2 separate regions of the Homo sapiens genome follow, and region 2 is linked to region 1. Evidence: read pairs that join two places in POLR2A ChIA-PET (ENCODE). Cell type or tissue: HepG2. All regions are shown on one strand. Links, peaks and the distances in the headings refer to the core of each region. The heading gives the core; the rest is flanking DNA. Region 1 holds the start of CLDN14 (claudin 14). Region 2 overlaps DOP1B (DOP1 leucine zipper like protein B).

Region 1 (16,010 bases), core at 2,859-10,858:
TATGATTGAACACTATTCTTCATGTTTCTGTGAAGTTAGTCCTTGGACAAGGTTAACATTGAAAGCAGATTGCCCTCCATAGTGTGGGTGGGCCACACCCAGTCAGGTGAAGGCCAGACTGGAACCAGAAAAAACTGGTGTCTCCATCAGCTCAGGCTGCCACAACAAAATACCACAGACTTGCTGGATTAAGCCACAGAAATTAATTTTCTCACAATTCCGGAGGCTGGAAAGTCCAAGACCAAGGTTCTGGCTGCTTGGGTTCCTGGTGGAAATTCACCTGACGTCTTCTTTGCATGCAGGCAGAGGAAATCTTTCTCTCTTTCCCTTCTTTTTAGAGCACGAATCTCATTGTGAGGGCACCCACCCTCATGACCTCATTGAACCCTAATGACCTCCCAAATGTCCCGTCTCCAAATACTATCACATCGGGGCTTAGGGCTCCAACATAGGAATTTTGGGAGAATGCAAATGTTTAGTCCATAACATGCAGCTTCACCTGAGCAAGAAACTCTCTCCAACAGACTGTGTTTGACCTTTATTTCCAACATCAGCCCTTCTCAGCTCTATAGCAGGCTGCCTTCCAACTGAAACTGCAGTGTCCGTGATCCTGGGTCTCCAAACTGCTAGCCCACCCTGCAGAATTTCATTTTATAGATGGGCTCTTGCTATATTGCCCAGGCTGGTCTTGATCTCTCAGGCTCAAGTGATCCTCCCACCTCAGCTTCCTGAGTAGCTGGGACTACAGGCATGTGCCATCACACTTGGCTAATTTCTAAAAATGTTTTATAGAGATGGAGGTCCCACTATGTTGCCCAGCCTGGTCTTGAACTCCTGGGCTTAAGCAATCCTCCAACCTTGGCCTCCCAAGGCTGTTGGAATTACAGGTGTGAGCCACTGTGCCTGGCCCACCCTGCAGATTTTGGACTTGCCAGCCTTGAGAATCATGCAAGCCAATTCCTTAGAATAAATAGATCTCTTTCTATATAAATGCATATTCGATTGGCTCTGTTTCTCTGGAGAACTCTGACTGATACAGAGGATGAAGGGCAGAAGAGAGGAATTTTCTTTTGGACTTGTTCAGTTTGAGATGTCTGTGCCTACCCACCTGGGGATAACCATGGTTGCATATGTAAGTGCAGGGTTCAGGGAGGGACTGAACTGGAGAAGTCTGTTTGTGTCACCACCGCATGGAGATGGGATTAAAATATGGGATGGAGTCTCTTAGGAGGGAACGTTAGATAGAGAGGAGCAGGGGCTCCAGGGCTGATTCTAGGAACCCTCCAACATCAGGGGAGGGATGAGGATAGAGGTAGGAAGAGGAGCCAGCCACGGGCTGTAGGAATGGGCGATAGTGAACGGTCAACCCAGAGGAGACTGGTGAGGGAGGACAGAGCTCCATGTTGGAGAGAGCAATCTACTCTGTCAAGTCAAGTAATCTGATAAATCAAGTCATCTGAGCACTGAGAAGTGGTCACTGGATTAGCAACATGAAGGAAATTGGAGACCTTGATAAGCTCAGTTTCGGCGGAGTTGATTGGAGTGGGTTCAAGAGAGAATAGGGACAGAGGGACAGGAGGGAATGAGCCCAGAGAATTCTTTCAGGAACTTGGACCCTCCAGGGGAATCAGGAAATGAGGCAACAGTTTTAGGATGGGTTCCAGGGCCCATAGACCTCAGGATATCTGTCAACTCAGCCAGGAAAAAAAGTGACATCTTCTATTTCATCTACCTCTCACTGACAATTAGCATTTCCTTCAATCCTGAATGTAGGCAGCCACCTACAGCAATATGACCAGTGCCTGTGCCTTAATCAGCAATAGAGACCATGATATTTTGCATCGCATTACAGGCGTTGCAGATACCTGCAAAGGACATTTATCACTCTAACAATTTCAAATGATACTTATAAGATGCTTGCTAGACCTCATGATGTAATGCATTAATAAGGAAGGTCGTCCATTACTAGGAACAGAATTGCACTAAAATATTTTGATAACTATGTTTTACTATAATTCACTTCCTTTATAATCCTGCATGTTATGTGTTATATTACACATTTAAAAGTATTGTGCTGAGAAGAATACATCAGCTTCGCCAGATTGCCAAAGGAATCCCAGGCAATCCCCATCCCGCCACCCAGAACAACACCGATAACAAAAAACTAAACCAAAAGAGTTAGAAACCTCTGCCAGTGGGATGTGTAGGCAAGAGAGGACCCTTGTTTTGCTGTTGTTTTGAAGATGAGAGGCATGGAAGCATGTTTGCATGCCTGAGGAAATGGTTCAGCGAGGAGGGAAACATCTGTAGGGGCAGTAGGGATCCTGTGTGCACATGGAGAGACCAGCTCTGACCAGCATGCAGAGAACTCACTCCAGAACGGGAGGGGAGGCGGGAGCAGGAGGCTGGGGGAGATGTCAGTGGGCAATAACGCATGTTCTGAGTTTGCTCCAAGTTTCTCAGGGAAATAAGAAGCAACATGATGTCTTGAGACAGGAGATGGGGGAGGAGGTGCGGGAGGCTTGAGCACAGAGGAGGAGACCATGGTCATCCAGGAGAATGACCGCAGGCCTGGACCAAGTCAAGGGGTCAAGTGCTAGTCAGTGCCGGGTGCAGGTGGGGCAAGTGGTCCTGCGGGTACCATAGACTATCACGCCGGACAGCCTTTCCCAGCACCATCAACTGCACTGCGAGGGTCCCAAGTGGACAAAGGGCTGGACTGGACCTGGTGGGGATTTTCCTAGGGGAAAATGATGAAGGCAGACAGCCAAGGGAAATATGCGTGCACACAAAGGTGTGAACATCATGGCGGGCCGTGGCGTCAAAGCTGGGATGGAGGGACATTGAGGACAATAGAGAAGGTCTGTTCATCGTGGAGAAGTCACCTGGATCAGTGGCTCTCCACCCTCCTGCTGTAGCCGCAGCCCTTGGAGAGCTTTAAAAAGATCCGGATGCCCTGGCTACCTCCAGAGATTCTGATTCGCTGACTGGGGTGGGGTCCATGCATGGGAATTTTCGAGCTCCTCTCCCCCACCCGGTGATTCTGATGTGCAGGCAGGTTTGAGAACCAATGGCTTATTTATTTCATTAAAAATTATTTTTCACTCTGTTGGCCAGGCTGGAGTGCAGTGGCACAATCACGGCTCCCTGCGGCCTTGACCTCCTGAGCTCAAGTGATCCTCCCGCCTCAGCCTTCCGAGTAGCTGGAACTTCAGGTGTGAGCCACTGCACCCAGCCCCGCTGGCTTCATTGATTTAACTTTTTTTATTTTATTTTATTTTATTTTTTTGAGACAGAGTCTTGCTCTGTCACCCAGGCTGGAGCACAGTAGGATTACAGGTGCACGCCACCACACCCAGCTAATTTTTGTATTTTTAGTAGAGACGGGGTTTCACTCCGTCTAGGCTGGTCTCAAACTCCCGACTTCAAATGATCTGCCCTCCTCGGCATCCCAAAGTGCTGGGATTACAGGCATGAGCCACCACCGTACCTGGCCTGATGTAACTTTTAAAGGTCCTATTAGGAGCTTTAAAGAGTCCAAAACGGTTTAACAGAGAGTCATAGTTCAGATGTCTGTTCTGCTGGGCCTGCCTGCTGAGTGCAGGCTCTCTTTGGGATCTCCTGAGATGGAGACAGGTGTCTCTGGCCTGTCCCTGGAATATTGTCTCACCTACCCATAAGGCTAGGCTCTCCCACTCCCTTCGCTTGAAATCCTCTTCTCCAGCTACAATCTTACCTTCCCTCCTGTGGCCCTGCACCCTTGCCTTCTGCCATCTAGAAAAAGTGGTTGGGGGGGTGGTTCTTTATTTATCTTGCTGCCTTCTGGCTCTTACCTTCCCAGAGCCCCACGGAAGCCTGTTCTTACAACCTGGGTCCTCTTCCTGGGACCCCAGCCCACTGTGGGCACTGAGCCTCCCTCATTGTTAATCTTGGCCAAGAAGTTACCCCACAGGCATTTATATTTTAATGGATGACTATTTTTTTTTTTTTTTGAGTCAGAGTCTCACTTTGTCACCCAGGCCGGAGCGCGGTGGTGCGATCTCAGCTCACTGCAACCTCCGCCTCCCAGGTTCAAGTGATTCTCCTGCCTCAGCCTCCTGAGTAGCTGGGATTACAGGCGCCTGCTACCATGTCTGGCTAATTTTTGTATTTTTAGTAGAGACCAGGTTTCACCATGTTGGTCAGGCTGGTCTCGAACTCCTGACCTCATGATCCACCCGCCTTGGACTCCCAAAGTGCTGGGATTGTAGGCGTGAGCCACTGCCCTCGGCCCATGGATGACCTTTGAAAACAAATCTCCTCCTGGCCCAGGCCCCAAAGCATACACTCACAGTGGTGAGAATGATTGGGTGAGTCTTCCAGAAAAGCCTGTGATAGTTTGATATAAAGACATTTAGAATTAATTGGGTCAGGTATGAGATTTCAGATTGCAGAAATCCTTGTGTAAGCAAAGGCCTTGCAGCTAAAGTAGTGCATGGCAGGTGTGGCTTAGCCTTTAGACATACACACAGTGGCCAGATTGTGCATTTGCTCTGAAGAGTACCAGGCCCTGTAGGTTACCTTTGCCTGCTCTCAGGACTTGCTAGATAATTTGCAGAACCCAGTGCAAAATGAAAATACAGAACCCCTTGTTCAGAAATTATTAAGAATGTCAAGATGGCGTCTGCAGAACATCAAGCCAAGTGCAAGCCTGTCTGAGCACGGGGCTCCCTGTAACTGCACAGATCATGTGCCTGTGAAGCTGTCCCTGCCTGCTATGGACATGCTGGGAACTGGACATTGGGATTTTCCCCCCTTAAAACAATGAGTGCATTGAGTTAGAATGTTGAAAGGAACAGAGACGCTCTTGCAGTGTTCTGTAGAATCGAAAATATGGTTTCATATGTTTACTTTACCTTCATTTAAGTGTAGCCCTGATGCCTCTGCGAATATCTGCCATGGAAGAGCCTTTTAAAAACAAAGCTCTTGCTGGTCTCCAGTGCCCAAGAGTGGCCGCCAGTGGAAACAGACCTGGTGTTCTAAATCTCAGTTTTTGTTTCTTTCTTCTTCCAAGAAAGCTGTAGATGAGCATGTGCACTTCCAGGCCTAGAAGGGAACAGCTGCCTCTGGGTGGCTCGCCTCTTTGCACAAGGGGCTCAGCTCAGAGCTTCCCCTAAGCCTGGCAGGTCCCCCCGACACTTCTCTTGGGAATGAAGTGGACAAAGTGAGTGAATGAGCCTCAGCTTCTCCTGTCTTTTTATAGAGTCACCCGACAGGGAGAGATAAAGGAGGTGGTAGCAGCTTAGGCCCAGGAGCCCTCTCAGCAAATGGCCCAGAGTAGAAAATTCCCCACACTATGTTGCTGTTGGTCACCCGGTGAAAAGTCCCTGGCCCTGGCAGCCACTTGTCCTGCAAATGGTGCGAGTGAAGAATCCACAGATTAGCTGGAAGGAGGAACGTTTGAGTTTGAAAACGCCAAGAATCATTCCTGAACTGGCAAGGCTGGCCACCTGCGTTTTAAAAACACATTGGCACTAGCCTTGAAAACAGACTTTTAGACTTCTTACTCTGCGTAATGAAAGATCTTTTCTGATATATAGGCAACAGAATGATTTTTTTAAAAACAATAATGGACATATTCCATTTTATTGATCTTTACCTAAAAACTAAAAACTAACTGGAAAACAGGAAATATTTAATAGTGACATTTTCATAGCACCAAAGGAAGAATCTACGTGTCTTCCTTTTTATAGATTTTTCTGTAGATGTCTTAAGAAGCATTGAACCCTTTATACAGATGGGTAAATAAAACACAGTAAGCTTGAGATATGCAAATCAGATTGGAGCCAGATAAGGATGGGGGCTGGCGCTGGCTTCAATTCTGACTAATCTTGGGCAAGCTGCTCAGCCTATTACTCACTGTCTACACAGGAATGACTGTCTACATAGGAATAGCTCCTCTGCAGAGACATCTAGAAGATGCTGAGATAATATATGTAAAAACTGACAAGCCCTTTGGGACAGATACCAGCAAATGCAAGGCGTATGCTATGGAAGTTTTATCATCCTAACAGATAAGCCCGTCCCCAACTCCAGTGAGTGACTGAGAGACACGGGCATGAACGCTGAGCTCAGATGACAGCATCTTTTCACAGCAGACCTGGGCCCAGCCCCTGGAAGCACACGATGATGAACTGTCCTCTGGTTTCCCAAGACTTCAAAAATGAAACCCAGTGATCAAGAGATGTTTGGCTTTGAACACTGCGGGAATTAAAGCCAGCACCCAGTTAAAGCCAGTGAGGACAGCACTCCAAGGTTTGGGGACGGTCTCAGGACACTAATCCTGGTTCCTTTTCTATTTTGCCTGGGTCCCTCCTGCCCATCCTGGGAAGCCGTGGCAGCTGTTGGGGATGTGGGGCCCCAGGTAACTGAAGGATTAACTCACGTCTCAAATTGCATGGCATTTCTCCTCTTCAGCACCATTTTTTACCCTCATTGAGAGAGATCTATCACTTCCCCCCCTCTCCTGCCATGCCAATATGTGTCTGTGTTGGAGGGCAGGGGTGTATTTAGGGAGCAGGAGAATGTTCCCAAGTCTGGAAACTCGGAACAGTCTGCCTGGCCCTCTTTGCAGAAAAACGAGGGAGTCCCAGCAGACAGAAGGGGGCAGTGGCGCTGAGCTCCCCGAGCTGAGCTGTGGCCTCAAAACACTGAACAGATTCAGTCCTTCCTCCCAAACAGGCCTGGTAAGCGATGAAAAGAGTTCTGCCCAAACACTCAGGAACTGGATTATTGTCGTTCCTGGCTCATTAGGAGCCTGGCTGCCCTCATGCCAGCTGCGTGGGGTCCTCTGGAGGCCACCCAGACCAGCCTGCAGCTTCCTTTCCTGTAGGGGCCAGCACGGTCCCTTCCTCTGGAGAACGCTCGGACCCCTGGCTGCATGCACATCTAACCGGCAGGGCCTAAGGGCTTCCAAAACAGATGACTGTCAACCCCAGCCCGCCCACCCCACATCCACAGCTTCACCCCAAACTCACATGCAGAAAACCTCGAGTCTCATCTTCCTGTTCAGGTCCCTTGCCAGCCGGAGCCGCTCTGGAGCCTGGCTGGACTCCAGCTCCCATGTGCAAGAGGACTCAGCCGGGACGCTGCCACCCTCCTGCCTTCCCTCTTCTGCCAACCAGACGCTTCCAGGACGGAGTATTTGAGAGAAAATTGTCTAGACAATTACAGTGTTCCTTAGAATGGCCTGCGTGGGCACACGTGCCACTTGGTTAGCTAGCATGAGAGGAGGTGGCTTGGCCAGAGCAGACATTCAAGACCAACCAGAAATGTCATTTCTGCACTGTGGAAAAAAAATGCACGATACACCTGAACCTGGGCATCTCCTTCCTAACACGCGCTCAGGATCAAGCCTCCCCTTCCCAGCCTGGCAGGGTTGCAGGGCGTCCATAGTCCAGCCTACGCCTGCCCAGGCTCTCGGCTCCGGGTCCATTGGCTGTTCACACTCACTTCCCTGTGTCCTGGAACTGCCTGATTGTTGTAGATTACTAAAAATCCACAGCTCATTCCCTCCTGCGCCCTGACCACCTGCCCACAGCGACTGTGTCCTCCTCTGAGCCACCACCTGGCGGTTGTCCTCACACTGCTTTGGACTTTTCTGCTATTGAGTAACTCAGCTTCTCAGCCTTTAGGCTGCTATGGGCCCTAGATGCATGCTGGTCGATTCTGATCAACGAGCAACTGCTTTTGTTTGTTTGCTTTTTTCTACAGCTGCAGCTGTGGGTGATTCGGATGGTCTGTTGGTGGAATGTGGAGCTGGACGGGTCAAGGAGCACAGTGTGGAAAGAGGGACAATTTGCTACAAGTTGGAGATAAGAGACATGGCATACTGTGAAACCAGTGCTGACGGAAGAAGGTGACTTTCTTGGAAGGTCAAGACACTTGCTTGACAGCGATGTCCAGGAGGGCTAGGGAGAGTTCTGCTGGAAGTGAAGGCAGCACCTGAGGGTGGCTGAGGGAACTGGTCAGGGCTGGGAACGCCTCCAGCCCTTTGAGGAATGATTCGCTGATTAAGAGATGTTTGGCCTTGAAAATTGCAAGAATGAAATCTCTTGGTGGGAATGTGTAGCCAAAAGCCAGCACCCTGAGTGGCTCCAAGGTTTGGGGACCCTCTCAAGGCACAAATCCCAGTTCCTTTTCAATTTTGAAAATCGTTGTGGGCGATTCTGGAATTGAGAAGTGTGCTGAGAGCCATGGATTTAACATGACAAGAATTTCCGCCCCTTCGTCACTGAGCACACCGCAAATGCTCCAGGGCCAGGGACTTACTTGGGCTTCTGCGTGTCTTCCACAGTGTGCATCAATCCGCCGGGCTCTGGTTGGTGTTTAAAAAAAAAGATGCAGCGAAGGAATCTGGTGTGGACAAACGCCCTGGGCATGGACCAAAAGCCTGGCCCTTGTGTCCCTGGCAATGGGACGGTGAAGGACAGAAAGACAGCACATCCAGTAGTGTCAGGAGCTTGGAGCAGGCATTCGGAAGCATCTGTTAAATGTTATTGATGGAGGATTGACATAACCCACATCTGCATAGCTTTTTTGGTCTGTTTTTGGAAGTGAACAGTCACAAACAAAAACAACTTTGGTTCAGGTCATTTATAGGCCCAGATCCTCTATCCTTAGAGGTTTCCCACCAGATATACTATTTCACTATCTATGCCAGGAAAGTTACGTAAAACCACGCAGAATTTTACCTGACAACGAAATAGACCTTTTCGTTAGATCCTCCACCCCACCTAAAGCAGTTACACAGGCTGAAATGAAACTGTTAAAGGAATGAACTAACTTGGAGATAGAATCATCGCCTTTGCTGAACACCATTTTAAGAATATTGGAATATATAGGGGTACCAGCATAATAGTAAAATGTGCCCATATTATCTATAATTTTATGCTGGGCACTTTTTAGAAATTATTTTTTATAACTTTGTCTTTGAGATGATTTGGCTACAAGTTCATTACATTTAGTTTACAACTGGCTTTGATTTCTTGGCATTCGTTGTGTATTATTAGGAAACCCCGCAGAGAGAAAATGTAAACTCCAAATTGCTTTAAAATATTATGATAGTTTTTAGGGATATTACACTGTGACAGTGAATGAAATGGACGTAACGTTCTGTTTTGTAGATATTTTGTGAAATCTTTATTAGTCTTGATTTTCTTTGGAACAAGTCATTCCTGTTCTGGGCTGAAGCCTGAAAATTCCCTGACCTGTGACCCTGGCCCAAGGCTCCTCTTGGATAAAACAGTGTTTCCTGGACCAGAGGGCAAAGTCACAGAAACATGATGTGACGAAATCTAAATAGAAAGGTATTGATTTGTTCTTCGTTCATCAAATAGTTATTGGACTCCAGCACGTATGAGTAGCAGGGAGCCTGGCTAGCACTACACCTTCCCCTCCTGCCTCTCAGGGTCAGGGCCACAGGCACACACAGAGCGAGGGAAAATGAGGGGGTAGAGAGGCTGGTCCCGAGTCTCCAGCCCTTCTCTCCCAATCCTCTCCCTGAGTGGGCAGGGAACTCTTCTCTTGGCTCCTCCAACTTCCATCAACGTCTGCCCTTGGGTCTGGTTTTAAACTCTAAGGTGTAAATGACTCATAATGGCTCAACATTTTGTCCCTCCCAAGAGGTATTTTTAAGTCTAAGGAATAAAGATTTAATAGTAAAACTTCGAATGCCAATCAGGGGTAAGTGAGGATTTGGAAGAGGAAGGTCTTGAGCATTTTCCTAACACTGCTAAAATCATCCCATTGAGTTAGGGCAGCAACTATCCTGATGGGCTGGGTATGATGGAAGTTAGTCAATGTTTCAATAGATGGATGGATGGATGGATGGATGGATGGATGGATAGACTGACGGATGGATGGATGGATGGATGGATGGATGGATGGATAGACGGATGGATGGATGGATGGATGGATGGATGGATGGATGGATAGATGGATGGATACATAGATCACCTTTATTCTGATCTCAACTGGTCTTTGAAGCTTGATTCATTTTTTGATTTCTCACGGAGCCAGACTAGGGTCTGACACATTAGGAAGCTGGCAAAAGTTTGTTGACTAAACAAATTAATGAAGGGAAAATTATGTATGCAGAGATGCCTGGGGTTTGGGTTACCGTTTTGGGTCCCCTTTGATTTGAGCGACACACATGCTGACAACTTGAGTCTGAAGTTAGTGGATCCTTAGCTAACTTGCTAGAGTAAAGGTTGTGGTAAAACTTGACCTTGCTCTATTCATCAACAGCATATCCTGTGAAAGTCACGACGCTTCCATGAAAACCTTGGTGCTAGGCCTGTGATATCTTTGCAGAGGTCTGACCTAAGGAGACTGCTTGTGTCAATAGTAACAACAATCACAATTGTCCTGAACACAAAGGCAGCATTCTTTGTGTGCTAGCTGTGGTTTTAAGCATATTACGTCTATTTACTAATTTAATCCTGAAACAGCCTTTGCTTTAGGTACTCCTATTAACCTCATTTTATGGATGGGAAAATAGACTGTGAGAAGTGAAGTCACCCGCCCAAGGTCATACACCTGTAAGTGGTGGAGGCAGGGTTTGAACCGAGCACACTGGCCTCACTTCGTGGGCTCCTACCACTACGCTGCCTCATGTTACTACCCTGTATCCACCTCCAGAATGAGTTGGCAGCTGCAAGTTCTCCCCAAGGCCCCACTGCAGCCCTTGCATCTCAGCATCAGCTCCTTGCACGGCCAGGTGGTGTTGTTTCTGACTCGGGGTCTGCATCTCTCTCTGCGCCGCTGGGTTCAGGAGGCCCTGAGGAGCGAGCCCGGTCCAGTGCTAGCTTCGCAGCTCACAGCCCTTGGGCAAATGTTACAACTGGAGGGCTGCACAAATGCATCATGTGGTTTCAAACCATGCGTCTCTCTGAGCAGGAATTGCTGGAATGGGCCTCAGAAAGTTCCTGACCCTTTGTCTGGGGTCACAGGGTCTGTGTCCAGTGAGGCCTAGAGGCCACGTGAGGTCCAGAGAGAGAAGCACAAGGCAGCTGCTGAGGCCTCATAGGAACCATGCGGTGAAGGAACCAGGGTTTCTTCTTTCTCCATGGCAACTAGGAGTGCAGGTCAGCCTCGGAAAAGGATCCTCCATCTTTGGTTAAAAGAACGGTGAGCCCAGGTTTGGTAATGATGTAGCTGTGTGAGTTGATGGATGCAAAGTGCCCGGCGTGGTGCCTTATCCATCGTAGGTATTGCCGAAGGAGAGCTTTTGTCACCCCTTCCTGGAGAGGGGTGTTGTGGTTTGTGGGTTGAGACCTTTTGGATTCCTGGCATTGACAATGGCACTATTTGGGGTGGGGACCTTCTTGTTGGAGGAGTCTCCTTCCCTCCCTGCTGGTGATATAGGCAGGAAAAGAAGCCAAGAACTAGGCCAATTGCAATAAAGAAAGAAAGAAGCACCTTCTGAGCCTCTCTTGCCCTGTAAGGAGCCAAGGGGGACAGGGCCAGATACGGACCCACTGCAGGGATGGGCAGTCTCCGCCCTTCACTGAGGAGGATGCAGGACTTATGGCCCCACTGGGCGGCAGGGACACAGGAACCTAGACTGTCCATGCTCAGACACGGTCTGGATTTAGAACCGTAGGCCTTGGGGCCGTTTTCAAAAAATAGACCCTTTCCTTAGGAAAATCCCACAAAACTGCCCCAAAGACGAGTGAGGTAGGAAGAGCATGAGGCTCGGATTCTATTTACGCATGCATGTCCATTAGATTCTGGATTCAAAAGCCCCATGTTCTTGGGTTTAAGATTGTACTTTCTGACGTGAACAGTGAATTGCAAATTCAGACTTAAGAGATGGTTACTTTTCCACCAAGAGAACAGCCCCGAAACTTGGCCAGAGCATTGGTGTTTTGGTGCTGCTGTAACACAGTGCCACATGCTGGGAGGCTTGAGACAACAGACATTTGTCTGTTGCCTTGCAGTTCTGAAGGCCAAGAGTCCAAAACCAAGACGCTAGCAGGGCTGTGCTCCTCTGAGACTGGGTAGATGCCTTCCTGGCCTCCTCCAGCTTCTGGTGGTGGCCAGCAATCCTTGGCATTCCTTGGCTTCCAGCATGACCACTCCAATCTCTGCCTTTTTCATGACATGGTGGTCTTCCTGCATGTCTCTCCTCACACGTCGTTCTCTTCTTATAAGGACACCTGTCAGATTAGATGAGGGCCAATTCTAAGAAGCTTTTTTTTTTCTTTTTTGAGACAGAGTTTCATTCTTTCTTGCCCAGGCTGGAGTGCAATGGCGTGATCTTGGCTCACCGCAACCTCCGCCTGCCGGGTTCAAGTGATTCTCCTGCCTTGGCCTCCCGAGTGCTGGGATTACAGGCATGCACCGCCATGCCTGGCTAATTTTGTATTTTTAGTGGAGGCGGGGTTTCTCCATGTTGGTCAGGCTGGTCTCAAACTCCTGATCTCAGGTGATCCGCCTGCCTCGGCCTCCCAAAGTGCTGGGATTACAGGCATGAGCCACTGTACTGGGCTGATAAGGGCCAATTCTAATGGGCTCATCTTAACTTGATGACATCCACAAAGTCTCTGTTTCCAAATAAGGTCACATTCACAGGCACCAGAAGGTAGGGCTTCAATATGCATTTTGGGGGACAGACTTCACCCACTGACAGCCATATGTGTTCTTTACAGTTGCCACTATTTCTATGACTTGGAGTGAGACTGTGATTTTGTTTTTCTTTTTTTTTTGATGGCGTCTTAGTCTGTCACCTAGTCTGGAGTGCAGTGGCGTGATTTTTGGCTCACTGCACTCTTTGCCTCCCAGGTTCAAGCGATTCTCTTGCCTCAGCCTCCCAAGTAGCTGGGATTACAGGCATGCACCACCATGTCTGGCTAATTTTTGTATTTTTAGTAGAGACAGGGTTTCACCATGTTGGCCAGGCAGGTCTTGAACTCCTGATCTCAAGTGATCCACCCGCCTCAGCATCCCAAAGTGTTGATATTACAGGCGTGAGCCACTGTGCCTGGCCAAGGCTCTGATTTTCGTTAGGATCAGACGGATCACTTCTGTCACCAGCGATACCTGAGTACAGGTTAATCAATACAGCAAGATGTTGCACTAGTGATCGCAGCAGTCAAGTTCATTTCCAAATACAGAGCGAAAGCAAGGTGCCTTCCCAATCCTCTGCTCTGTCCTGTTTTCTGTCTCGGGACACCCTGTCATCCTCAGACAAGTGACAATGAAGAGACAGTAAAGGCAAACCAAGTCACTGTCCAAAAATTGCACCACCTACCTTGGAGAGCCTCTCATTTCCCATCAGATATGAATGAAAGATCAGATATAAACCTGATGGGAAATGAGAGGTTCCATTTCCTTTTTTTTTTTTTTATGTTGCCAAGCTTTATTTAGGCTGTAATGGTTACAGATAACACACATCTAACCCTATATTCTCTGCGTCCCATGCAGTCCCCTGAGCAGGCTCAGCTACCCTTTCCCTCCAGTCTCACTTCTTGTCTTCCTCCTTCTTGTCCTTCTTGCCATCCTTGGTGGCCTGGCAGGCCAGGGAGCCCACAGCGTTTCAAATGGCTTCATTGTTGGGATCCACACCTGGGAGGTTCTCCAGGACACTCTGAAGGAACTCAGGATCCTGCATCACGTCGTAATCATCCTCCTCCTTGGCTGGCTGGCAAGTGTCCATGGCTGAGCTGGCATCAATGTCTACTGATTCCGCCTGGCCAAACTCTGCTCCTGCAGGGACATCTTCATGACATAAGCAATCCCCTCTTCCTTAGGTCAGGAAGTCCGGTATGGCCAAACTCTTGTTGGCTAATGGTCATCTTCAGCAGGACCTCGTCTGAGCCTTCAGTCCCAGTTGTAGCAATCCTGGCCTCAGCAGCAGAGGCTGCAGCTGCTCGTCTGGGCTCCTCATCCTGCCGCTGCTGCTGCTCCTCCATAGAAACCCGAGGGCCAAGGCCAGCTGAGGATCAGCACTGGGATCTACTCCAAATTCAAAGTCACTGGCACCGAGACCCAGCATGGCACCCCCTTCCCCAGCCAAAATCGGAGAACTGATGAGAGCATCAGCCAAGCTGGGCCCAGGAGGCACTGCCACCAGATGAGAACCGCTTCCATCTTTGCCATTCAACGTGTTTACAAAGGCTGTCAGCTTTTCTCTGTTCACCTCCTCTTCCCCCAAATTTATCATGTCAACATTTACTTTCTCCTTCTTGAGGAATTTAGCCAGTTTCACCAGATCCTTCTCATTGCCTTTGGGCTTCCCACGAAGGCAATGATATGCGTCTTGTGATTCTTGCCCCGTCAGCGCTTCAGAGCCAGATGGGCCATGTGGATGCCAGTGTAGAAGGTGATCTTGCCCTTGGGTTGGACGGTGTGTAGCTTGGACAGGATGCGGCCGGTGTCTAGAGTGAGTGTGGTCAGCACTTCACAGTCATTAGCCAGTGTGATGAGGGCCATGTTGTTCTCAGGGTTGCTGTGGATTTTGTTTAATTTTTTTTTTTTTTTTGAGACTGAGTCTTGCTCTGTCACCTAGGCTGGTGTGCAATGGCGCAATCTCAGCTCACTGCAACCTCTGCCTCTCGGGTTCAAGGGATTCTCCTGTCTCAGCCTCCCAAGTAGCTGGAACTACAGGCGCCTGCCACCACACCCGGCTAATTTTTGTATTTTTAGTAGGGACGGGGTTTTACCATGTTGGTCAGGCTGGTCTTGAACTCCTGACCTCATGGTCTGCCTGCCTCGGCCTCTCAAAGTGCTGGGATTACAGGCGTGAACCACTGCGCCCGGCCTGTTGTGGGTTTTGAATGACATACTATGTTGACAGCGTCTTGCTGGGCCTGCAGCTGGGTGGGGAAGAAGTCCTCATTCTGCACATACTCACTGTTGTCCACACACACCATAGCGCTTTCCAACACCATCCTGCCACCCTCCTCCCTCCCATTTCTTGAAATAATCCTTCATGTATAACTTAGGTTAATAGTGCCTCATAGTCTACTTAGAAAGAATCAGATAGAATTTTCTTTAGTAAGGAAATTTCCAAATAGAGAATAGAAAAGTTAATTGATGGCAATGTATTTAATAGCGAGGATCAGTGAGGAAATGAATTAAAGAGGTTCCTTTTACACTTTTCTTCTCTGAAGCTAGGTACACCTTAGTTCATGTTGCAGCTTCTTTGGTGCTGTCAGATCATAGTTGGTATGAAATGGGAAGTTTCTGAAAGTCAGATGACACATTTGTGAAATGCAACCTCACTGTTATCTACCCGGCACCCATCATTTAGCTGACAACAATCTCAGCAACAGGCATTTCAATGTGGTCCTGCGTTTGCTAATTGCTGGTGTGTACTCAGGACACCGGAAGATTTAACCTTTTGGATGAGACAGATACCAGTAACTTCCCAGCTGAGCTTCCCAGGAATGAACTGATGAGAAGTGACATCCAAAAAACTGTCTCTTAAAATATAAAGAGATCAAAAGCATGAAGTAGAGACTCAAACAGGTGTGTGCACACTCACCTTCATAGCAGCATTATTTGCAATAGTCAAAAGGTGGCAGCAGGCCAGGCGTGCACTGAGAGACGAATGGATAAACAAAATATGCTGTAACCACACAATGCAACATCCAGCCAGAAAAAGGAAGTTCTGACACATGCTCCAACACGGCTGAACCTTGAGGATGTTATGTTAAGTGAAATATGCCCATTGCAAAAAGACAAATACTGTGATTCCCCTTCCTTCCTTCCTTCCTTCCTTCCTTCCTTCCTTCCTTCCTTCCTTCCTTCCCTCTCTCTTTCTTTTTGAGACAGAGTCTCACTCTGTTGCCAGGCTGGAGTGCAGTGGCGGGATCTCAGTTCACTGCAACCTCTGCCTCCTGGGTTCAAGCGATTCTCCTGCCTCAGCCTCCCGAGTAGCTGGGATTACAGGCACGTGCCGCCATGCCCAGCTAATTTTTGTATTTTTAGTAGAGACGGGGTTTCACCATGTTGGCCAGGATGAT
Region 2 (16,010 bases), core at 414-8,413, 240 kb before region 1:
GTTGAGAAGGTGGTCATTGACCTGGGGGGTTCCAGGGAGGAACGCAGGGAGGCCTTTGCCGCCGCCTGCCACCTGCTGCTGGATTGTGCCACTTTCCCTGTCTACCTGTCCGAGGAAGAGACCGAGCAGCTCTGTGCAACGCTCTTCCAGCTGCCAGGTGAGAGGCAGCCCTGCCGAAGTCCCTCTTTGGGAATCATACGATGAGGCGATTGACGTGGGTGGAATATCCCCTATCCACAATGCTAGGGACCAAATGTATTTTGGATTTCGGACTTTTTTCAGATTTTTGGAATATTTGCCTTACACTTACCGATTCAGCATTCCTAATCCAGAAATCCAAAATCCAAGAGCTCCAGTGACTGTTTCCTTCGAGCATCATGTCAGTGCTAATAAGGTTTCAGGTTTTGGATTTGGAATTTTCAGATTAGAGATTCTCAACCTATATTTAAAGACTAGCTCAAATTGTGTAAGCCAAGAAGGTGCTATTGGCCTCATTTGTTCCCTTCCTCATTTGTAATTAGTACATTTTTGACTTGTGTCTCACCACATGGCAAAGTGGTAAGGGTGGGGCCTATGTTTTTAAACCCTGGGTGTCCAGCACAGCCCATCAGAAGACCTAGAACATGAGTGGCATTCAGTGATAGTAAATAGACTATTTCATGATGCCTGTTGATAAAGTTTTTTTTGTGTTGGGTTTTTTTGTTTTTTTTTTTTTTTTGAGACAGGGTCTGGCTCTGTTGCCCAGGCTGGAGTGTGGTGACACCAACTCAGCTCACTGCAACCTCCGCCTCCTGGGTTCAAGTGATTCTTCTGCCTCAGCTTCCCCAGTAGCTGGGACTACAGGCACGTGCCACTACGCCCAGCTAATTTTTTTTTTTTTTTTTTTTGAGACAGCGTCTTGCTCTGTCGCCAGGCTGGAGTGCAGTGGCGCGATCTTGGCTCACTACAGCCTCCGCCTCCCGGGTTCAAGTGATTCTCCTACCTCAGCCTCCCAAGTATCTGGGGTTACAGGCACACGCCACCACACCCAGCTAATTTTTGTATTTTTAGTAGAGACAGGGTTTCACCATGTTGGCCAGGATGGTCTCAATCTTTTGACCTCGCGATCCACCCGCCTAGGCCTCCCAAAGTGCTGGGGTTACAGGCGTGAGCCACTGCACCTGGCCCCCTAATTTTCATATTTTTAGTAGAGATGGGGTTTCACCATGTTGGCCAGGCTGGTCTCAAACTCCTGGCCTCATATGATCTGCCCGCCTTGGCCTCCCAAAGTGCTGGGATTACAGGCATGAGCCACCGTGCCTGGCCAATATTTTATATATTGGTTTGCTAGGGCTCCTCTAACAAAGTACCATAAACTGAGAAATTTGTCTCATAGTTCTGGAAGCCAGAAGTCCAAGATCAAGGTGTCAGCAGAGCCATACTCCTCCTCTGAGACCCTGGATGGAATACTTTTTGGCCTCTTCAGCTTCTGGTGCTGGCCGGCAACCCTTGGAGGGCTCCTCACCTTGCAGCTGCATCAGTCCCGTCTCTGCCTTTGTCTTCACAGGGTGTCCTCTGTATGTCCTGTCTTCCCTTGACATGTCCCTCTTACAAGGACACCAGTCATATTGGATTAGGGCCCACCCTAACAACCTCATCTTAATTTGATTACCTCTGTAAGGACCTTATTTCCAAATAAGTCTCACCAGCGGGAGGTTAGCGCACTGCTGTCCAGGTGGATTTCTCAGGTAACTTCCCAGATCTAGGGTGCTGTAGAATCTGCAGACTGGGGACCCATTCTCACGTGGTTCTGCTTGTTTCTGCCTCTCCGGCTGGCTTCCTTTCAGGAGCCGGTGATTCCAGTTTTCCATCTTGGCTGAAGTCCCTCATGACTATTTGCTGCTGTGTGACTGACTGCTACCTCCAGAACGTGGCCATTTCCACTCTGCTGGAAGTGATAAACCATTCCCAGTCCCTGGCGCTTGTCATTGAAGACAAGATGAAACGCTATAAGAGCTCTGGACACAACCCTTTTTTTGGCAAGCTGCAGATGGTGACGGTTCCTCCCATTGCTCCAGGGATATTGAAAGTCATTGCAGAGAAAACAGATTTCTATCAGGTATTTCCCACTGGGAACACTCTTCTTATGGCCTCCTTCTCCCCCTGAGCAAAACTCAGAACCGTATTGCTGGGGATGGGGGCAGTGGCCCACTTCTCTGAGAGTGATATTCTATAGGGCACTGGGCAGAGGCAGTAGCCTTTGGTCTTCCTCTCCCAGCATGTAACTTTCACCCTCCAGGAAAGCTACAGTGAGAGCAACTGGGGCCCCAGTATTCTGGGCCTGCCAGGACTGAGTGGAACCCCTGCCTGGGAGTGGGGTCTGGGTGGAGGCAGGGAGCCCATGACTCCTCCACTGCACTCACCTGGATTTAGCCTCTGCCACATCCAGCAGAGGGGTGGGAAGGTGACGTGCTGGTGGCCTGCCCCTCCCAGGAGGTGCAAAAGCCCTTGACTGGGAGCTGGGGAAAGAGAGCACCCTTTTGCTTGGCCACATGCACCAGAGTGGATAGTGACGTTTCCATGGAGCTAAGCTGGGGAAGGAAGGAGATGATGAGCAGGTCATGGCTCAAGTGCCATGACTCTTGCTGCTTTGACCGAAATGTCGTAGGTTTTCCGGAATAAATGTTTCTTTATTTCCTGAATGTCCTTTGGATAATTTCCAGACTCTAAATGGTTGGTTGTTGTTGGTTTTAAAATAATTTTCACCAGTTATGGTTGTGTTGCTTGGGAGAGGGTCTGTCTGTGGAACTCCTCACACCGCTCAGCTTTGGTTCCATGTGGGACACCATCTACGGTGTCAGGTCCTGGGGGAGCTTTTACTTAATTGCTCATTGACTTTTTTTGTTGTTGTTGTTGAGACGGAGTCCCGCTCTGTCACCCAGGCTGGAGTGCAGTGGCACGATCTCGGCTCACTGCAACCTCTGCCTCCCATGTTCAAGCAATTCTCCTGCCTCAGCCTCCCGAGTAGCTGGGACTACAGGCACCTGCCACCACACCTGGCTAATTTTTGTATTTTTAGTAGAGATGGGGTTTTACCGCATTGGCCAGGCTGGTCTCAAACTCCTGACCTCAGGAGTTTGGGAGGCCCGCCTCAGCCTCCCAAAGTGCCAGAATTATAGGTGTGAGCCACCGTGCCCAGCTGCTTATTGACTTTTGTACCACATTTCTTCTTCCTGCTAGAGTTGAGTCACATTAGATCTTGAATAGACAGAACTTGAAACCAGGACTGGAACCGCTATAAGCAGCAGTGATTAAGCAAGTGTCATCTTGGCCCTACATAGATCAGAGATCAGAAAATTTGGCATATTTACACTATATATAGGCACAGGGGAGAAAAAAGAAGAAAGAATTGAGATCATGAATCTTTGGAAAGGTACTCATAGAATAAAAGTGGCAGCATTAAATACATTCCTTTTATTTTGGGGCAGTGAGGGAAGCTTTTCCAAGTTCTTACTGAAGCCTTGATTTTTACTTTCATTTTCATGTAGTACATATTCAAGTACTTACCATTTGCCTGGCACTAGAGCATACTTTTCTTTTTTTTTTTTCCTTGAGACAGAGTCTTGCTCTGTTGCCCAGGCTGGAGTGCAATGGCATGATCTTGGCCTCTGCCTCCTGAATTCAAGCGATTCCCCTGCCTCAGCTTCCCTGGTAGCTGGGACTACAGATGTGCGCCCTCACACCTGGCTAATTTTTGTATTTTTAGTAGAGACGGGGTTTTACCATATTGGCCACGCTGGTCTCAAACTCCTGACTTCAAGTGATCCTCCCACCTCAGCCTCCCAAAGTGCCTTACAGGCGTGAGCCACCGCACCCGGCCAAGAGCATACTTTTTTTATTGACATGTAATATTGTATATATATATGGGTACAATTTGATATTCTGACACATTTATACATTGTATGATGATCAAATCATGGTAATTAGCATACCCATCACCTTAAGCATTTATCATTTCTTTGTTGTGAAAACATTCAGAACCCTCTCTTCTAGCAATTTGAAATACACAATGCATTATTGTTAGCAGTAGTCACCCTACTGTGCAGTAGAGTACCAAGATTTATTCCTTGGAGCACACTTTTATGTACTGTACAGTTCTTGAGAGTTGAGGACAGCGGCAGCTAGTGCCTGTCCCTGTTGCAGATGCTGGAACTAGAGACACAGCAACCTTACCCATAGCCAGGACGTGCCCCCAATTCTCAGACTCCAGACAGGGCTGTTGTCTGATCTTTCAGCCTTTTTTTAATCCTGCGGGAACAGCTCACATACCAGAGTTCCTGCTTCCCACAGTGCAAACAAGAAAAGGTCAGATAGCCCAAGGGTGCCCTGACCTTTCTTATCAGGTAGTGTTGGCAGATTTCAGATAACTAAGACAACACCCAGAACAGAGGAGTAGAGTAAGGTTTAAACATGTGAAGGAAGGCCCGGCTCGGTGGCTCACGCCTGTAATCCCAGCATCCAGCACTTTAGGAGGCTGAGGGCTGCTTGCTTGAGCTCAGGAGTTCGAGACCAGTCTGGCCAACACGGCAAAATCCCATGTCTAAAAAAAAAAAATACAAAAATTAACCTGGCATGGTGGCACACACCTGTAGTCCCAGCTACTTGGGAGGCTGAGGTGGGAGGATCACTTGAGCCAAGGAGGCAGAGGTTGCAGTGAGTTGACATCGTGCCACTGCACTCCAGCCTGGGGCACATAGTGAGACCCTGCCTCAAAAAAATATATATGAGGGAGTAGGTATGGATTTGTGATCGGCATCAACTCTCAAAAACCTTGCAAAAAAATTTTTTAAACCTTCCGGAAGGGAGTCTCTTGCATATATATTTGCCATAGTGACAGCAAGGAAGTCGGGGGGGGGGCGGTCTACGTAGTCAAAAAGTTATATATCAGAATTCAATTGTAATGTGATTGTTGGAAATCACTTTCCCTTAGAGAAAAAGTAACAAAATAATGGTTAGGAGTTTGAGCCAGTCAGTGGTTAACTTGATCTATGCAGAGAAAGACGGTTTTGTTGAGTAGAAATAAATGGGCCAAAGAAGTTATTTGATCTAAGTTATGCCTAAAATACTCCAGTCTATGAGATATAAACTTCATATAGTCTATGAAGTATAAGAATGTCTTTAGAAATTTAGAAATTTCCCTCCCGGAAGTGGGGACCAGCCCTCCTTCTGGGTCTCACCCTTGTTGGGGCAGGCACACTGGCTCCTGCTCCCTGCCACTTGGCAAGGGGCTGTAGCCCTTTGCAGACCATGCATGTTTAATGAGCTCAGTTCAGGGCTGGGAAGATGGAGGACACGATTTGGGGGTATAATAGTGTTTTGAAAGTGAGGCAGGCACCTGCCACAGCGTTGTGCAGGGAAAAGGGAAGAGTCAAGTTAGTGGAATTAAAGCTGGTAGGCGTGGCTCTTTATCCATGCTGCGTGGTAACCAATTCGAGCAGACCCCAGAGGTGACCAAGTGCTGTGGAGCTGAACCCCAGAATGAGTGATCTTGACAACCACTGTAAATTCACCAAACTCCCCAGAGGGTACATCTGTGCATTCCCCAGTGCCTGCTCGGCACCTGCCTGTTGAAAGAATGCTTCAACCCCTTTGGTCCAGTTTCCAGTTAATTCTCTTTCTGAAAGTAATGTTGAGGTTGAGGCAAGAGCTGCAGTGTTCTTAGTCGGCCAGAAACCTCCAGGTTTGACCTCCTATAACATTGCCTGCTGCCTGGATGACTTTGGTGGGTTTTTCCTTTTTTTCTTTTTTCTTTTTCTTTTTCTTTTTTTTTTTTTTTTTGAGACAGAGTCTCACTCTATTGCCCAGGCTGGAGTGTAGTTGCATGATCTCAGGATCTCAGCTCACTGCAACCTCCGCCTCCTGGATTCAAGTGATTCTCCTGCCTCACCCTCCCAAGTAGCTGGGATTACAGGTGCCCGCCGCCACACCTGGCTAATTTTTGTATTTTTAGTAGAGTTGGGGTTTTGCCATGTTGACCAGGCTGGTCTTGAACTCCTGACCTCAGGTGATCTGCCCCACTTCGACCTCCCAAAGTGCTGGGATTACAGGCATGAGCCACCGCTCCCAGCCTTTGGTAGGTTTCTTGCTTTATTTGTTGGTGATTTGTCTCTGAGCATGGAGGATTCTCACATGGCAAGTATAGGTGAGATCCAGTATGTCGGGGCTGGGACTGACTGAGTGAGGATGTGAGCGGATGTTGCCTGTGTTGACCTGGTCCCCCACCGCCTGCCTTTTCCTTGTCCCAGAGGGTGGCTCGTGTGCTTTGGAATCAGCTGAACAAAGAGACCCGGGAGCATCACGTCACCTGCGTAGAATTGTTCTACCGGCTGCACTGCCTGGCCCCTACGGCCAACATCTGCGAGGACATCATCTGCCATGCCCTCCTGGACCCTGACAAGGTGAGCCTTTCTGGCCGCCACCTCCATCCTGCAGCACCCCGGCCCCTGCTGTACGTGCCCTTAGCCAACTGACATCCATTCGGTCGAAGTCTTTCTGGGGCTGAGTGGACATCGTGATTAATAAAATAAGCAGAGGTGTTCTAGGATTTCAGTACTGGAAGGCCACTAGAAGCATGAGCCATTCTTTTTACAGCCCTGGAAATGTGGTTTGTGACCATATTGAGGCTCACCAGGGAAACCTGCCCAAACTTGCTGGAAGGACTTGCAGGGCTTCTGCAGGTGTTGGCAAAATAGGCAGTTGTAGGGAATTTATTGTCCCTTTAAGAACTTATTGAAGCAGGGCGTGGTGGCTCACACCCGTAATCCCAGCATTTTGGGAGGCTGAGGTGGGAGAAATTGAGGCCAGGAGTTCAAGACCTGCCTGGGCAACATAGTGAGATCCATCTCTACCAAAAATAAATAAATAAATAAGGCCAGGTGCAGTGACTCACGCCTGTAATTCCAGCACTTTGGGAGGCCAAAGCAGGCGGATCACCTGAGGTCAGGAGTTTGAGACCAGCCTGGGCAACATGGTGAAACCCTGTCTGTACTAAAAATACAATATTAGCCGGGCATGGTGGCACATGCCTGTAATCCCAGCTACTCGGGAGGCTGAGGCAGGAGAACCACTTGAATCTGGGAGGCGGAGGTTGCGGTGAGCCGAGATCGCGCCACTGCACTCTGGTTTGGGTGACAGAGCAAGACTCCGTCTCAAAAAATAAATAAATAAAAATAATAATAAACCAATTTTTTTAAAAGAATATATTTTATTGAGAATTTATCGTCCTGGGTCTCCTTTCCAGTCTGTTGTGTCTCCTCGTTCTTTAAGACACTTGGGCCTGACACTTGCAAGGAAGCCATGCTCCTTTGTGTTTTCCTTTGGCTGCAGACCACAGGGGTGACCCTGGACTCTAATACTGAGTTCTGAATGTGCCGCTGTGTTAAAGTGAACAATCAGAGAGAGAGGATGCAGGTTCTCCTTTTCCTTCTGGCCGAATCAGTCAAAGGAGAATGCAGCGTCTTTGCTGTGGTTGCTGTCAGTTCTGCTGAAGTCTTTGATCTATTGTTTAAATGGGGTTTATGGTGACTGAAGACAGTGGTCAGTTACAAAACCAAGTTCCTCACTCCCATGTATCTCCTCATCAAGGGAACAAGGCTGGAAGCTCTGTTTAGATTTTCCGTGATCTGGCATCTGACAAGAGAGATCCAAGGCAGTCGAGTAACATCTCACAATCGCTCCTTTGATAGGTGAGGCGGCCTTCGTTATGATCTACCGTTAACTCACGAGGAAACTCCACAGAGGTGCCTGCCCAACGTGTGGGGCTGGGGAGGGAGAGGAGCGTGCAGTTGAAAACATGAACCCATATGACCGGGTGTGGTGGCTCACGCCTGTAATCCCAGCCCTTTGGGAAGCCGAGGCGGGCAGATCACTTGAGGCCTGGAGTTAGAGACCAGCCTGGCCAACATGGTGAAACCCCATCTCTACCAAAAATACAAAAATTAGCTGGGCGTGGTGGTGGGCACCTGTAATCCCAGCTACTTGGGATGGTGAGGCAGTAGAATCACTTGAACCCGGGAGGCAAAGGTTGCAGTGAGCCGAGACTGCGCCACTCCACTCCAGCCTGGGTGACAAGAGCGAAACTCCATCTCAAACAAAGAAAAGCTGACCCCTGCACATGACCCCTCCGAGCACAGCCAGTGGTTCCCATAAACCCCTAAGTGAATTTAGGCCAGACACATGTGAACACATGTTAGGAATTTTCTTAATTTGGTTGGGATGTGAGGAATCCTGGCATGCCCCGGGATCACCTGTGCAGCTTTTACGGCATGCCCCTATGAGGGGACTTTGCAGGGAGGTCAGATGGCCTAGACCTCCCCTGGAGCAGTGACCATACTTGGTGTGTGTGCTTGTCCCATCACTGTCTCATGCTTAAGAGGTGAACTTGATTGCAGCCCATTGTATTCCACATTGTTTTTCCCGAGTGCCTCTGAAACTCTAGGTGTGAGGCCAGGCACTCGGCCTTAGAGACACCAGCTGATTCTGATGCCTGAGGCCCAGGCCCAGACTCAGATATATAACCCATTTGGGGTGAGGCCTGAGCATTGGGATTTTAAATGCTCCCACTGGTGATTCCAACGCGAAACCAAAGTTGAGTCCCCATTGTGCTCATCTACTTGGGTCTGGAAGTCCAGCTTGGGTGGAGGTCCTAGGGTACCTGTGTTGGGTGACGCCCTATGCCCAGTGTCTGCCACGGTGCCTGGCGCACAGGGGTGGCTGCGAGTGAACTCACTGGTGTGTTTCCCACTGCAGGTCCTTGTTTGTCGTGCTGGACAGCCTGGCCTGCACGGATGGTGCCATCGGTGCGGCAGCCCAGGGCTGGCTGGTGCGTGCGCTCTCCCTCGGGGACGTGGCTCGCATCCTCGAACCCGTGCTCCTGCTGCTGCTGCAGCCAAAAACCCAGAGAACCTCCATCCACTGCCTCAAGCAGGAGAACTCGGCCGGTGAGCAGCCTGCACAGGACCCGAGGGTGAGGGAGGAATGGGTGGGGGGACTGGACCTCAGCAGTGATAGCTGAGAGACTGAGGCCCACTAGGGGGTTTTGTTAGATGCAAATGGTACTTTGTAAATTGTGAGGACTTCGGCAATTTAAGGACCTAGTGATCTAGCATTTAGAACTATTAGGGAGTGGGTTTGCTGTTTTCACTGAAAAACCAGATTGTTTTGTTATTAAAAAAGGAAAGTTGGCCAGGCACGGTGGCTCACAACTGTAATCCTAGCATTTTGGGAGGCTGAGGCAGGTGGATCACCTGAGGTCAGGAGTTCAAGACCAGCCTGGCCAATATGGTGAAACCCCGTCTCTACTAAAAATACAAAAATTAGCCGGGCGTGGTGGTACATGCCTGTAATCCCAGCTACTCAGGAGGCTGAGGCAGGAGAATCTCTTGAACCCGGGAGGTAGAGATTGCAGTGAGCTGAGATGGTGCCACTGCACTCCAGCCTGGGTGACAGAGAGAGACTGTCATTCATAAATACATAAATAAATAAATAAAATAACTTATTTGTGAACCTTCAACTACAAGGTAAGTGGTTTATTTTCTATCTGTGCTCTAAGATTCTTTTAGACTATAAAATCTTGTTAATCAGATTATCAGAAATGAAGAAGAAATAAACCTTTCAGTTCAGAGAACTTCCAGAGGCATCTTTAACACAAACATAAAAGAATATAGGTAGAAATTAGGAAAGAAAAGAAAAACTAAATAAGCCTGATGAGTCAATTAAACTTCAGTGATTAATATCTAATGCATTTTATGAACTAACATTACTTCCTACAATAGCTGTATTTAATGACTTCACAATTTTCTAAGGGATGGTTTGCAAACTTTGAGTGAGTTTGTTTAGCTTGAGGCAGAAATTTAAAAATAATAATAAGAAGAAGTACTGCATTCATTCATTCCAAGAAAAGTAACAGACAAGGCTATAAGAAGGTTGTAGTGACCTAGTCTAAGAAGTAAAAACCAAGGCCCAGAATGTGGCAAGACAAGGGTTAAAAAGTAAAGAAGGGCTGGACGGTGGCTCACCCCTGTAATCCCAGCACTTTGGGAGGCTGAGGCAGGCAGATCGTGAGGTCAAGAGATCGAGACCATCCTGGCTAACACGGTGAAACCCCATCTCTACTAAAAATACAAAAAATAAGCCAGGCATGGTGGCAGGGGCCTGTAATCCCAGCTACTCGGGAGGCTGAGGCAGGAGAATGGCATGAACCCAGGAGGCAGAGGTTGCAGTGAGCCAAGATCACACCACTGCACTCCAGCCTGGGCAAAAGAGTGAGACTCCATCTCAAAAAAAAAAGAAAGAAAAGAAGAACAAGTTTTCCTCTGCCTAGCAAGCTCACTTCAAAGACAGTTATAAGCTAACGCTGTTCGAGAAGTTGAAACCAAAGGAATAAGCTCCAGACACCCCCCTCTCCAGATCAAGGGTGAAGGAAAAAAAGGACAAATGTCTGTATTTAGCCAGTTCTTGTTTTTTCTTATCCTGTATTTATCTTAATCTTTTTTTTTTTTTTTTTTTTTTTGAGACAGAGTCTCGCTCTGTCACCCAAGCTGGAGTGCAGTGGTGCAATCTCGGCTCACTGCAACCTCCGCCTCCCGGGTTCAAGTGATTCTCCTGCCTCAGCCTCCTGAGTAGCTGGGATTACAGGCATGCACCACCATGCCTGGCTAATTTTTTTTTCTTTCTTTCTTTTTTTTTTTTTTTTTTTGTATTTTTAGTAGAGACAGGGTTTCACCATGTTGGTCAGGCTGGTCTCGAACTCCTGACCCCAAATGATCCTCCCGCCTCAGCCTCCTAAATTGCTGGGATTACAGGCATGAGCCACCACGCCTGGCTATCTCAATCTTATCTTACAGAGAAAAGCAACCCATTAGCTAAGTAAGCAGAGGTGTGTGAAATGGTTTCCTGTCTTTATAAGGCTCCTGGCCTAAACCTCTAACCTCTGGTTTTCCTTTAGGGGAAAAGCTGGCTGCCCTATCAAATAGGAAACATTTTATTGTTCCACATTGTAAGAAAGTAAAACTGAAAGAAGTGTAAACAAAGAACCTTCTTAAAAGTTTGGCTACTATTCATGGCAGCTACATTTTTTAGTATTTCTTTTTCTTTCTGTTTTAAGAGGAAAGCTCTATCTCCACAGTTCCTTGGGCATTATTATTATTATTATTATTATTATTATTATTATTATTGAAGAAGAGTCTCACTCTGTTGCCCAGGCTGGAGTACAGTGGTGTGATCCCAAGTCACTGCAGTCTTTGCCTCCCAGGTTCAAGCAATTCTCCTGCCTCAGCCTCCCAAGTAGCTGGGATTACAGGCGCTGGCCACCACAGCCAACTAATTTTTTGTATTTTTAGTGGAGACGGGGTTTCACCATGTTAGCCAGGTTAGGTCTCTAACTCCTGACCTCAAGTGATCCATGCGCCTCTACCTCCCAAAGCGCTGGGATTACAGGTGTGAGCCACCATGCCCAGCCTTAGTTTTGGTATTTTTAGTAGAGATGGGTGTTTCGCCATGTTGGCTAGACTGGTCTTGAACTCCTGAGCTCAAGTGTTCCACCCGCCTCAACCTTCCAAAATGCTGGGATTACAGGCATGAGCTACTACGCCTGGCCTTCCTTGGGCTTTAAAAGTTCCCCAGCACTACCTTGCTGCTTCCTCTAATCTGTGTTTCCTGCTGACCACAGAAATGGTCTGCTACCTCCGAATAGGAGAGAACATCTTTGCTCTGCCATTTTCTTTCTCTGAAAAAAATGATAAGTGTCCTGCTTACCCCACCCTATTTCTGTAATCCTGTAGAAATCTATTTTTAAAATACTGCTATGCACTTCAAGCAGCTCATCAATTTCTGATGTCTGATTCTTCTTCATTTCTTGATCTTGCTTAATGTCCATGGCATAGAGTTTTTTTAAAGCTCTTTTGTGTGCCTTTATCTTGTTTGATCATCCTAAAAACCTTATGAGAATGACAGATTTCTTCTTTTCTTTTTTTTTTTTTTTTGAGATGGAGTCTCACTCTGTGGCCCAGGCTGGAGTGCAGTGGCGCAATCTTGGTTCATTGCAACCTCTGCCTTCCAGGTTCAAGCCATTCGCCTGCCTCAGACTCCTGAGTAGCTGGCATTACAGGCACGCGCCGCCACGCCCAGCTAATTTTTGTATTTTTAGTAGAGATGGGGTTTCGCCATGTTGGCCAGACTGGTCTTGAACTCCTGGCCCCAAGTGATCCGCCCACCTCAGCCTCCCAAAGTGCTAGAATTACAGGTATGAGCTACCATGCCCGGCTCATGGCATAGATTTATTGAACACTGCTTATTTAAAATGTTTGGCAATATCAAAGACTTTTGACTCACTAATTTTTTTTTCCTTTTCTTCTTTTTTTTTTTTTTTTAAATAGGCAGTGGTCAGTGGCCTATTTGACTTCTCCTAAAAAAGACTTCAATATTTTAAAGTGTCATACGTTTTCTGATTATAGAAGTACTAACATGGTTAGTTTTAAAATGGAAATAATGAGGACATAAAAACCTAAGTGGAAGTCCTTTGTAATGCTAGTTGATAGAACTAGGGATTGTTAATGGCTTGCAGGTAGTCTCCCAGACTTTCCTAGTGGCTGTGTATTATACATACTCTCTCCTAACTGGGCTCATTCTACATAATACTCTTCTGCTGCTTGATTTTTTTTTTCCTTTCTTTTTAGAGACAGGGGTCTCACTCTGTTGCCCAAGCTGGAGTGCAGTGACACCATCATAGCTCACTGCAGTCTCGAACTCCTGGGCTCAAGAGACCCTCCTGCCTCAGCCTCCCGAGTAGCTAGGACTACAAGTGTGTGTCACCATACCTAGATAGCTTTTAAATTTTTTCTAGAGATGGAGTTTTTCCATGTTGCCCAGGCTGGTTTGGAACTCTTGGGATCAAGCAATCCTCCTACCTTGGCCTTGGCCTCCCAAACAATCCTCCTACCTTGGTCTCCCACAGTATTGGGATTACAGGCATAATTCACTGTACCTGGCCTGATTTTTCCTTTCCTTTTTTTTTTTTTTTTTTTTTTTTTGAGACAGAGTCTCACTCTGTTGCCTAGTCTGGAGTGTAGTGGCATGATTTCAGCTCACTGCAACTTCCATCTTTCAGGTTCAAGTGATTCTCCTGTCTCAGTCTCCCACGCTGGGACTATGGGCACGCACCACCACGTCCAGCTAATTTTTGTATTTTTAGTAGATGGAGTTTCTCCATGTTGGCCAGGCTGGTCTCAAACTCCTGACCTCAGGTGATCTGTCCTCCTAGGCCTCCCAAAGTGCTGGGATTACAGGCATGAGCCACCATGCCACCACACCCAGCCTCCAGTTTGTCTTTATACACATGTGACATTTCGGTGAATATCCACATCCTTATGGCTTTGAAAGTCTTCTGCTGACATTTCTGCAGGATACATTTCTGTTTTTTTGTTTTTTAAGACGGAGTTTCGCTCTTGTTGCCCAGGCTGGAGTTCAGTGGCACAATTTCAGCTCACTGCAACCTCTGCCTCCTGGGTTCAAATGATTCTCCTGCCTCAGCCTCCCGAGTAGCTGGAATTACAAGCACCTGCCACCACGCCCAGCTAACTTTTTGTATTTTTAGTAGAGACAGGGTTTCACCATTTTGGCGAGGCTGATCTCGAACTCCTGACCTCCGGTGATCTACCTGCCTTGGCCTCCCAATTGCTGGGATTACAGGTGTGAGCCACTGCACCCGGCCAGGAGACATTTCTTGAAAGAGAATTCCTAGGAAAAAATAATACGTATTTTTAAAAATTGCTCCCCTCCAAAAAATTAAAATACTTAAGTTTACTATAACAATGTAACTAAATGATCCCATCCTTGAACATTCTGTAAAACCTATCCACCTTCCTTTGTCTACTTTTGTCTGTAATGTAAACCGGACTCTGGTGGTGGTGTTTCATGTGAGAATTTTAGGAATATTGATCTTTCTGTCTGGCTTTAAGACAAAGACCGCCCTACAGCTAATGTATCATAGCTGACCCTTCTGTCTAAAGTCATTTGTCATCTTGTAATTTTCAGATGACTTGCACCGTTGGTTTAACAGGAAGAAAACCTCTTTCAGAGAGGCATGCGCAGTGCCCGAGCCTCAGGAGAGCGGCTCTGAAGAGCACCTGCCTCTGAGCCAGTTCACCACAGTGGACCGTGAAGCCATTTGGGCCGAAGTGGAGAAGGAGCCCGAGAAGTACCCGCTGCGAGGCGAGCTGAGCGAGGAAGAGCTGCCCTACTACGTGGAGCTTCCAGACAGGACGGCCCACGGCGCCCCGGACAGCAGCGAGCACACCGAGTCTGCAGATACAAGCTCCTGCCACACGGACAGCGAGAACACGTCCTCCTTCTCCTCCCCTTCCCACGACCTGCAGGAGCTGAGCAACGAAGAGAACTGCTGTGCACCCATCCCCATGGGGGGCAGGGCGTACCCCAAGCGCTCGGCCCTGCTGGCGGCCTTCCAGTCAGAAAGCTTCAAGGCTGGGGCCAAGTTAAGCCTGGTGCGGGTGGACTCGGACAAGACGCAGGCTTCTGAGTCGTTCTCCAGCGACGAGGAGGCGGACTTGGAGCTCCAGGCCCTCACCACATCCAGGCTGCTAAAGCAGCAGCGGGAAAGGCAGGAGGCCGTCGAGGCCTTGTTCAAGCACATCCTGCTCTACCTGCAGCCCTACGACTCTCGGCGGGTCCTCTATGCCTTCTCGGTGCTGGAGGCTGTGCTCAAAACCAACCCTAAGGAATTCATCGAGGCTGTGTCCAGGACTAGCATGGATACCAGCTCCACCGCGCACCTCAACCTCATCTCCAACCTCCTCGCTCGCCACCAGGAGGCCCTCATTGGCCAGAGTTTCTACGGAAAGCTCCAGACCCAGGTCCCCAACGTGTGCCCCCACTCTCTGCTCCTGGAGCTGCTCACCTACCTCTGCCTGAGCTTCCTGCGCTCCTACTACCCTTGCTATTTGAAGGTCTCGCACCGAGACATTCTCGGCAACCGGGACGTGCAGGTCAAAAGTGTCGAGGTTTTGATCAGGATAATGATGCAGCTGGTCTCAGTGGCCAAGTCTTCGGAAGGGAAGAACGTGGAGTTCATCCACAGCTTGCTGCAGAGGTGCAAAGTTCAGGAGTTTGTCCTGCTCTCCCTGTCGGCGTCCATGTACACGAGCCAGAAGCGCTACGGGCTGGCCACCGCCCACCACGGCAGGGCCCTGCCAGAGGACAGCCTCTTTGAGGAGAGTCTCATTAACTTGGGTCAGGACCAGATCTGGAGTGAGCACCCGCTGCAGATTGAGCTGCTGAAGCTGCTGCAGGTGCTGATTGTCTTGGAACACCACCTGGGTCGGGCCCATGAGGAGGCGGAAAACCAGCCCGACCTGTCCCGGGAGTGGCAGAGAGCCCTGAACTTCCAGCAGGCCATCAGCGCCCTGCAGTACGTGCAGCCCCACCCCCTCACCTCCCAGGGTCTTCTGGTCTCTGCGGTGGTGAGGGGTCTGCAGCCCGCCTACGGTTACGGCATGCATCCGGCCTGGGTGAGCTTGGTCACGCATTCCTTGCCCTACTTCGGAAAGTCCCTGGGCTGGACGGTGACACCCTTTGTTGTCCAGATTTGCAAAAACTTGGATGACTTGGTCAAGCAGTATGAAAGCGAATCTGTGAAGCTCTCTGTCAGGTGCGTTACGCTCCTTGTGACATCTTTATTGCTTTAGTGATGGTTTTTATAACGAATGACTGTTTTGCCACGGATGTGGATGTCGGTTGGAGGATAATTTCATCCCAATGAGAAGCCTGTTTAGCATTATCAAGAGGGGTAACAAGCAACTAAATGTTCTGATCCATTATGTTATGTTATGTTATGTTATGTTATGTTATGTTATGTTATGTTATGTTATTTTTGAGACAGAGTCTCTGTCACCCAGGCTGGAGTGCAGTGGCATGACCTCAGCTCACTGCAACCTCTGCCTCCCAGGTTCAAACAATTC

The links. ChIA-PET counts read pairs that join two places held together with the same protein. Peaks named below come from ENCODE experiments on the same cell type or tissue, not always from the same donor. Only the 100,000 strongest peaks of a DNase experiment are listed, where the experiment ranks them.
Region 2: POLR2A ChIA-PET joins it to region 1 with 5 read pairs; 1 of 35 experiments calls an interaction of 5 or more read pairs at or near these places.

Annotation. Positions count from the first base shown.
Region 1 is chr21:36,472,479-36,488,488 of GRCh38, forward strand. It overlaps CLDN14 (claudin 14), which reads right to left and starts at 7,644. Exons shown (of 2, transcript NM_001146079.2): 1 at 7,017-7,644. All of the region lies in intron 2 of CLDN14-AS1 (CLDN14 antisense RNA 1), which reads left to right. It also overlaps the pseudogene PSMD4P1. RefSeq lists an enhancer at 5,923-5,972. In HepG2, for the core only: CTCF peaks have their summits at 6,646 (motif pointing right) and 7,618 (motif pointing left); DNase peaks (open chromatin) are centred at 7,713 and 9,323; H3K4me3 peaks cover 3,279 bases.
Region 2 is chr21:36,230,978-36,246,987 of GRCh38, forward strand. DOP1B (DOP1 leucine zipper like protein B) reads left to right here. Exons shown (of 37, transcript NM_001320714.2): 14 at 1-157; 15 at 1,827-2,098; 16 at 6,285-6,437; 17 at 7,624-7,724; 18 at 8,788-8,978; 19 at 14,071-15,700. Among named protein-coding and RNA genes, the nearest start is that of MORC3, 81 kb to the right of the region's middle. RefSeq lists enhancers at 8,962-9,461, 14,782-15,283. In HepG2, for the core only: no CTCF peak of the experiment used is centred there; a DNase peak (open chromatin) is centred at 4,354.